2 separate regions of the Homo sapiens genome follow, and region 2 is linked to region 1. A link is a contact called in ENCODE Hi-C data. All regions are on one chromosome and are shown on one strand. The core of a region is the stretch at or near the end of the contact, and the rest is flanking DNA. Distances in the headings are between cores, read along the strand shown. Region 1 has its middle 120 kb from the start of TEX13D. Region 2 has its middle 26 kb from the start of TEX13C.

Region 1 (4,453 bases), core at 518-3,017:
GGCTTTTCTTCCTTAATTTGCCTTCCATAATGATGGTATGCATGGTTGAGAGGAGTGTCTCACATTCATGAAAGACCTCCGTCCTTGCTTTGCTTGCCAGAATGCCAACTACATGGGAAGTTTGCCTTTTGGGTAACAGTAGGGCAAAGTGGATGTAGGGAAGAATGAGGGAAAGGGAGGAGAGTTAGCATTGCATAGCAGTTTAGAGCACAGATGTTGATAACAAGACCGATGTGGGTTCAAATTCCAGCTTTGCTATTTCTGAGCCGTGTGACCTTGGGTAACCTACTTAGTGTCTCTGAGCCTCGGTATCCTCATTTCTAAGACAGGAGCAGTAATACCGAGCTATCTCCCAGGGTCCCTGAGCAACTCAAATAAGCTAATATATGTGAAAGTATCTGGCACACATGTATAACACATGTGAGAGGGGATAATAAAAGAGGTAATGAATGTGAAAGTACTTGATAGATGATAACCATTCTTATTCCTAAATCAAAAGATGATCTGGGGTAGAAGGAGAGCAGTCTGGCTGATAGGAAAGATATGTGGGCGGTGTTGATGCCTCCCACCTGCAACCACATACAACTCTACTCTCCACTTCTGGCATTACCCATTTAGTGGGTGACCTACATTCCGGAATTTCCAGGACAGCCACAGATCTAGTCCTTCCCCTCAGGGGACCACGTGTCAGAGTTGGGGAAAGAGAGGGACTGTGGTCAAAGAACATATTCCTGGCCTCCCTGACCTGCACCCTCTGCATTTCTCTCCTTTCCTCTACTCGTCTTCAGTGGGGATTTGCTCAGACTTCTTTCATGTGAAATCAAACAGAACTAGAAAGGTAAATCTCCTGGGTGCAAAAAAAGGAAACAAAAAATCACCAGCTCCGTACAATACATTTGAACACCAAATAGAAATGGTTGAGAGATCACTGCCATTCTAGTTATCTGTGACACCCCTCCCCTCCCCACCACATCCCTTCTCCCGTCCTCCCCCATCCTCTCCCCCATCCTTTCTCCAGAGGTGGCTAGAGTTGAAAAAACATTTGTCTCTCAGCTGATCATCTGGGACTGAGGAGAAAGAGGAGAAAGCGAATGAATTATTTAAGTTCTGCAGTGTGTGTGTGTGTGTGTGTGTGTGTGTGTGTGTGTGTGTGTAGGGGGTTCAGCACCCCCCCCCTTTAATTAATGAACAATCTGGCCCATTGCTCCTCCCGTAAGTATGCAAAATAACTTCTTCATTTGAAATCCCTGTTGTTGAATGTACTCCTTGGGCACAATCACATTGCCGCCCCTTGTTCTGCATAAGAAACCGCTGTTTCCAAGATAAGAATCTTTTCATTTAGCTGTCATGAGCTCATCCTTTTTCCTGTGCATTGTGGCTCCTTCTCCTTTGAGTCAATACCCAAACAATGACTGCCTGTGCTCTGGCACCCTCCTACCCCCAGCCCCGGAAGACAGAAGGCTGAGGCCTCCGGAAGCCTGCCTAGGCAGGCAACCCAAATTCTTTTCAGGCCTCAGATGTCAAGAGGGCAAGCAATAAGAAGATCTGAGACCCCTGAAAATCTACTGGCTTTAAAGTAGACCCTGGGAAAGAAACTCTGAATAGTATGATGTGTGTGGTAGGGGGCGGACAGGCGCTGCCCTGAGATCATGAACTTAAACAGTCTGGGAAATGTAAGGAGAGGGAATAAGGACCCACAAATGTGCAAAGCTGCTGTGTCTCTCTTCCTCTGTCCCTGATCAGCAGACTGCATCCTGTCCCTGCCCTTTGGTTTGGAACAACCACGCCCACAGCAGAAACCACACAATGGCACTTGCACTCCAATGAGAAACTAGAGAGGCCTCAGATTCTGTGGAGTCCAAACCCTTTCCTCATTCTGTATGCGGGTAAATTGAGGCTTAGGGAGGGGAAGCAGCTTGCCTAACAGCACTCAGATCGTTGAAGAGGTGGGTGCTAAAACTCCAGACTCATGCTGTTTATTCTACCACACATGGCTGCCTCTGGAGGGAATCAATAACATTTGTGTACAAAGCACTGAGGAAAAAGACAAGATAGGAGATTAAATTAGATCACAGTAAGCTACAAAGCCTATACAAACAGTAGGGGTTTTATTGCTAGCTTCCTCATTTATAGGCATTGTTTTCAAAAGATCCAGGAGAATAACAAAACTTAACCTTTACCAGTGAAAAAGGACTCTGCAGAAGGCAGTGAGTTTCCAAGACAAAATGTATGTAGTCACTTTACCTTGGGGAATGGGGCTACGTGGTCACATCAGCTCAGCACTCGCTCATTATTTCCACTTTGGGGAGAGGAAATAATGCACCAAAGAAGCTTTAATTAAGCTATAGGTAACTAACATGTGTCCAGCAGGAGGCCTGGGGCACTGAGGCCCACAAGAAATAAGAATAAGAAAGGTCCTGCCTTTAGAGAGGTTATAAGCTGTTCGATAAGCTGTCTGGTCTCTGCAATTTGATCAGAAGCCCCTTCAGGGCCAAGCCCGTGTATCCCTGGTAACTTCCAGGAGAGGAAAGAGTTCCCAGCAGGCGCCCCCTTGCTGATTGGCTGGTTAAGTGGCTAGAAAAGACCTCTCACGCTGATTCTGTTGTGTTCCCAGTGCAGCTTTTTCTCCACGTTTGGTGTAAAGGAACCTTTATTACATTTCAAACAAACGGTTCCCCTGTGGCCCTGAGAAAGCTCCAGTGATTCCCAGAATGTCTGGCCACCTGTGGCCTTCAAGGTGGCGGAGAGCATTTTCCTCTTAGCCACCAGAAGAAGTAATGTTTCAATGCCAGTAATGATGTTGCTAAGAAAAACCACAGTCAGAAGGAAAGTTTTCCCTCACCCTCCCATCAGTTTGGGGGCAGTCAGAAATCTCACATCCTAGATAGAAAAGCAGCAGAAGAGGAAGTAGGAGACTTGGGTGCCCATCCTAACTTGGCCCCTTATTAGTGGTTAGACTTCAACAAATCACTTCTATCTCTTGGCCTCAGTCTTTTCATCTGTAAAACGAGGGCATTGACTTGAGCAAAGTTTCCCAAACTAAGGTTTGGAAGTCTGAATCTTTTCAATTGTGGGGTTGGAGTGAGGGGTAGATATAATATAATAAAAGAGATACTTGGTAGCAAAAAGACAAGAAACAATGGACTGGATGAACATTTTTTGTTATAATATTTCATGATTCCAGGAAATCCAGTTTTTGTTCATGGGATTGGCTTTAAAATGAAACAGGTGTTTGTTATTTAAAACAACTTCACTTCCAATTAAATTGGGCAAATTGAACACATGCACTTATCTGAGCTCCTTCCTGAGATCCCACAAAAAAAGAACAGGGGATTAAAAGGCCAAATGCAGTGAGTACAAAGGAAAAAGGGGGAGAGGCTATAATAAGCAAGAAGCACACACGCGTGCATGCGTGTACATGTGCAAATATGGAAACTAGAGAATGGCTAAATGAGTGGTTTAGCAGATTAGAAAAAGCCAAAACCCAAGGATGCGGTTTATACTCCAAACCTCAAAAAGCTCAGGTTTTGAGGGTACCAGTTATCTCTGAAAGTGGGAGTTTTGGTATGGAGTTGAAAACAGGATGATAGATTGAACATGATGATAAGAAACAGCCCCCAAATCCCTCCCTCCATCCCAGCAGGGGAGAAAACATTTAAACCAAGCACAGCTGAGGGCCCACTGAGAAGCTATGTTGAAAACTGGGATTAAGTTGGAGTCTGCCTTCTGAACATTGAGACCTCCAGTCCCCATCCTTGACTCAGTTCCCAAAATACTGACAGCCAGGTTACACATGCCAAGCGGAAGATTGGAAGATTCCACTCTGGGAAACTGACTGAACCCAGAGAAATAATTCAGATGATACTGAAGAAGCAGGCAGGATGTCAAATGATGTAGGGTTTTGTAGGCCATATTATAGTTTTTGGATTTAGCCTAAGGACCAGAAAGTCATTCAGGGGTTTTAAGCAGGGGAACAACATGATCGAATTTGCATTTTTTAAAGATGAAAAAGGAGCTAGTGTGGATTTTCAAAAAGTGAAGACCCTGTACCACATTTTGACCAGTTTCAGAGAGGAGGGGAGCTGTGCAGAGATGTGCTGGAGGAGTGCCTATTGGTGACCAAAGACATGGGATGCTGAAGCGATACAGAATGCCACCTGGAAGTTCGTTGGTAATGTGCCTGATCCTGTTTGAGAATGTAGATCACTGGTGGTGGGGTGTTGAAGTGGTAGGTGGGAGAGTAGACTCATGTGGTTTAGAGACTGTTTACATTAATTGAGCAAATAAGTGAAGATTATATTGAAGATAAGTGGCAGGCTTCTCACTGTTGGAGAAGATACTAAAAACAGAAAGGAGGAAGACCAGACCGAATGTTAACATTCTGGGTTGAAATTGGAGGTTTGGGTATAAATTCATGTTTTAAATATATATACTCAGAGAGATATAAAAATAG
Region 2 (4,453 bases), core at 514-3,013, 1.1 Mb before region 1:
ACTTTGTTGTAACTTTATTACTAAATATCACTATTTAGTTCCACTTTGACAATAATATCAATCCCCAAAACACATTATTTGCAAGCATCTAGTTTATGAAACGTGCGTGATTCATAGATAATTAAAGTTAAAATGAATTACAAAGTAAATTTTTAAAACTTCTATAGTTGAGCTTCACAAGCCACACCTATTGCAATATCCTTTTTCCGTCATTTACTTCCCTATTCAGAATAACACTATCCAAACTTCTTTTAGGGCATTAATATTATGTAAGTCTAAACGTGAATGTGGAAGTACTCAATGGATTAACTTAAGTATCTTGTTAATTTGTATTAATTATCTTAATTTTTTCTATTCTCGTTTTCAGGAGATTTGAATAACAAAGTAGCATGCATTGATTAAAATTCTAAGTTGACAAAAGCTATTAATTTAGGAAACATACATTTTATGCAAAATGTGGTGTCACGCAAAGACTTATTTATTTCAGTGTAGGATAATCCAGTATGGTGATCAAGATGCATACAGATCATATGCCAGCTTCAGCTCTGTAATATTTTTCTTTAGGGAAAAATGAAGAGCTGTCTTCAGAAGCTGCAATTTCAGGCATTCTTTATAAACACTGTGAATAGTTGCTCAAGTCCAGTTAATGTATTTAATATCGACAACTATCATGACTATTTGGATTGCAAAAGACTTCTTTTATTTCATAACACTTTCTTAGTCTAAATCACTGGTCTTTAAACTGCAGTCCATGAGTCATATCTAGTCTGCCAACCAATTTTTAAACAAAGTGCTATTGGAACACATCCTCCCACACTCTTTCATTTATGTATTAGCTACCTCCTTGGCTTTATGATGGCACAGTTGACTAGTTGTGACACAGACAGAAGGGCCCTTGACAGAAAAAATTTGCTTAAGTCTGGTTTAAATCATTTGCACCATTACGTCATTTCTCTACTACCTTGAATATCTCCAGTCCAGTGGAAGCTTCACTAAGCCAAATTTGATTTAGGGGATTCTTTCAACTATGGTAATGTATTTTCACTTTCTTTTCTCAGTTAAATTCTTTTAGATTTAGTATAGACCCACTGGCCACATTTAATAACCAAAGATCCACTCCATGCCTAACTGTTCTCTTTGAAGTTTCCTAAACTTCCTTTAAACAAATTTCACAGTCTCCTTTTAATTCTCATTATTCTAAACCTTTCATGCATGACAATTATGATCACCCTACCAATACAGAAGTTCTCTCTCATTTCTTGGCTCTAAATTATAATAATATCCTGTTTTTCTCTTTTGTTATAGTCTTCTTTGGCTCATCTTCTTCCTTTCACTTTCTGTGTGCATTCTCCTAGGCCATTTTATATTCTCATGCTATGCGTATCCCTAAAAAAAACTAATTTATTTTCATAGCTTTAACTATCACATCTATGACTGCTGACCCCTAAAAAGACCACCAAAATATCTTGTTGATCTGACAAAGTTGAATGTATTCTGTGTTGTATTAAGAGAAAACACCACCTTGATAGACTTTTAGTAGTGTCTTGGAAGGGGAAGGGAAAGGGCAGATCTTCATACAGTTTTGGGATTTGTCTTAAGGAAGGTCTTTCAAAGAAGGGATCTGCCTGGAATCGGAAAAAAAAGTTGTAACACAGATTTTTAGATTGGTGAATGCAGCAAAGCAAGAATTTTGAAGTGTCCTGATGAGTAATCATTTGATAAGCAAGCAGTTTGCACATTGAGTGATCTGTCATCCTGAGAATGGTGATATTTACCCTGATGAGTAACTTCTTGCCTTGAGCAGGGCAGCTAACTGATCAGCTTATTGTTCAGATAAAAACCTTGTTGCAACTTTATTTTCCTAGGCAATAATGTCCTGAAATAGTAAAGTAATGTTAACCTTGACAGCCTTAGTTCTTGAACTCATTAAGCAGTATGTTTGCAGGAAGTTTGTTCTCACTTCTAGTCCAATAACTTGCAAATAATATCTATAAGATACAGTCTCACTTACTCTAGATGACTGCTATGCCAGGTCCTATTTTCAGTTTCATTTTTATTAATGGTACTAATATACTTCAGGAATCCTAGGTTTGAAGCCTAGGCATTATATTTAACTGCTCTTTCAAAATGACTCCCAGTATTCAACCAGTCATCAAGTTTTGTCTGTTTATAATCTCTTTGATAAAATCCTCCAAAAAGTGATGAGACTAGCATAAGGAGGAAGTAATGAGCAGCCAGGGCTACTTCCTCAGATAGACTGAAGGAAAAGGTAACTTCCTGAATGAAATAATGGTTATGTATGTTAAAGCAGTGTCACAATTACTCAATTACTTGTTAGCCTGAGTCTAGGGTTACACAACTTCCAGAACTGTGATGTAAAAAGAAAAGGTTAAATTGCAAAACAAATGATAGGAGAGAGAAATTTGGAAACCACTAGCAAAACTGAGTGCAGTGCTGTGAAATGTCTTCATCAAGATCTACAACCAGTTAGAAGTTAGAGGTCTGGTATGGTTTGAATGTGTTCACCAAACTTCATATGTTGGAAACTTAATCCCCAAAGTAACAATGGTGGGAGGTAGGAACTAATAAGAGGTGATTAGGTCATAAGGGTTCCACCCTCATAAATGGATGAATGTTATTATCATAGAAATGAGTTCTTTTATCTCTAGATGGGGCTTATAACAAAAGCGAGTTTAGCTCCCTCTTGCTGTTTTGCTCTCATGCTCTCTTGCCCTTCCACCTTCCACCATGGGATGATGCAGCAGGAAGGCCCTCACCAAATGTTGGTGCCATGCTCTTGGACTCCCCAGCTTCCAGAACCGTGAGTCAAATACACTTTTATCATTTACAAATTACATGGCTGTGTGGAGTTAGCTCATGCCTGTAATTTGAATACTTTGGGAGGCTGAGACGTGAAGATGGCTTGATGTCAGGAGTCCAAGACTAGCCTGGACAACATTGAGAGACCATGTCTCTATAAAAAGTTTTTAAAAATATTTTCATTGATTAGAAAAATACCTAATTTGAGGTATTCTGTTACAGCAACACAAAATAGACTAAGACGGGGTCCCTATAAAGTCAATTTCAGTATATAATCAAGGTTGACTAATAAGAAAAGAGTAAGTATTGGCTGATTGAAATAATGAACCCTTACCATCTTTGTGAAGCATTCAGGAATAAAAGCAAAGTATTGTTGCTCTGTTCTAACTTTCTCTAGAGGATAGAAACCATACGACCATTAGCTGACTATTCTTCCTCAAGAACATAAATTCCTTCCTTCCCACTGACCACCAACATTCTGATCATGGATAGTTTGATATTTGGGGAATTGTGGATTCTGGTTCCCAGTTGGCAATGAATTCTTCACCACAACAAACAGGCTTGAGCCTGTTTTCGTGATTCTGTGAATGTCAGGTCTTTCTGATAAAAATTAGTATTCACCAGTAACTAAAAAACAGATAGAGGCTATCTGTCCTTAACCCTAAAAACCTGGCTATGAGGAGAAAACAATCCTCAGACCAAATTCCAACAAAGGTACTCACATTTCTTCACAACCTGTTTATAGATAAAAGAGGCCCCTCTTTCTATCCTTAAGTCCACCTTGCATAAAAAGTTTACTCTAAAACAAATGCAATTGCATTCTTTCACCTAAATGGCAGAATGTGGAAGCTTGTCGTCCTATCAAGGGGTAAGATTTTCAGTGAAAAGGAGATGCAAGACCAATAAGTTTCAGTCCTGGAATGTACCTATGACACAAGACTTCCGATTTCCAACACCTTGCAGATTTCCAACACCTTATTCATACCAATGAGGTTGGTCCTCTTGCACTATTCACAGACAATCACATATCTAAAATACTGTTATTTTTTCCAATCAAAAAATATTTTTAACATTCCTGTGCAAATTGGCCAACCCTAAGTTGATGTATTCATTTAAGATACCTCACCTGCTAATTAGCCCCAAGTGTTGCTTCAGATAAAGACATTTCATATGCTAATTAGTTACCCCTGGGATTTTAATTAGAATTAACTTTTTAATGTTATTCATCACATTGTTTATACAGCCATGATGTATTTTAAATTCCACTCAGACAATATAACTCAGTAAATGCTGCAGGCCCATATATGTATAAACATCATGAAAGCCCACTCCATACTCCATAGCCTGGCTGGCAGAACATAGAAGAACTACATTTCAGACAAGTGGGATGAGCCCAGCCTGTTAGCTCTGCCTCTTAATGTATAATTGCACGTTCTAAAATTTCAAATATGTAGCATTATCTTCTTCTTCTCTGAATTCTCAGAGCACTTTTGGATTTATTATAAGATCCATAAGGAAAGGATCCAGTTTGTTTTGATCACTGCTCTGTTCGTGGCTTACAGAATCGTTTCTGATGAATGAATGTATCAATGAATAAACACATGAATGTGTAAGCTCAGTGATCCCAGACTAT

The links. A loop is a pair of places that touch in the nucleus more often than their neighbours do. Pooled maps may share reads with other maps.
Region 2: a loop to region 1 is called in a pooled map, with 22 times the contacts of the local background. The contact joins two enhancer-like sites. A Hi-C loop is called at or near these places in 2 of 37 single-sample maps with no recorded cell type and 9 of 50 pooled maps.

The regions. Positions count from the first base shown.
Region 1 is chrX:124,215,010-124,219,462 of GRCh38, reverse strand. No RefSeq gene overlaps it. Among named protein-coding and RNA genes, the nearest start is that of TEX13D, 120 kb to the left of the region's middle. RefSeq lists an enhancer at 726-2,486. Within about 2 kb of position 1,767, at least 10 of the 41 ENCODE cell types and tissues checked have a DNase peak (open chromatin) inside an H3K27ac peak, as active enhancers do.
Region 2 is chrX:125,291,906-125,296,358 of GRCh38, reverse strand. No RefSeq gene overlaps it. Among named protein-coding and RNA genes, the nearest start is that of TEX13C, 26 kb to the left of the region's middle. Within about 2 kb of position 1,763, at least 2 of the 41 ENCODE cell types and tissues checked have a DNase peak (open chromatin) inside an H3K27ac peak, as active enhancers do.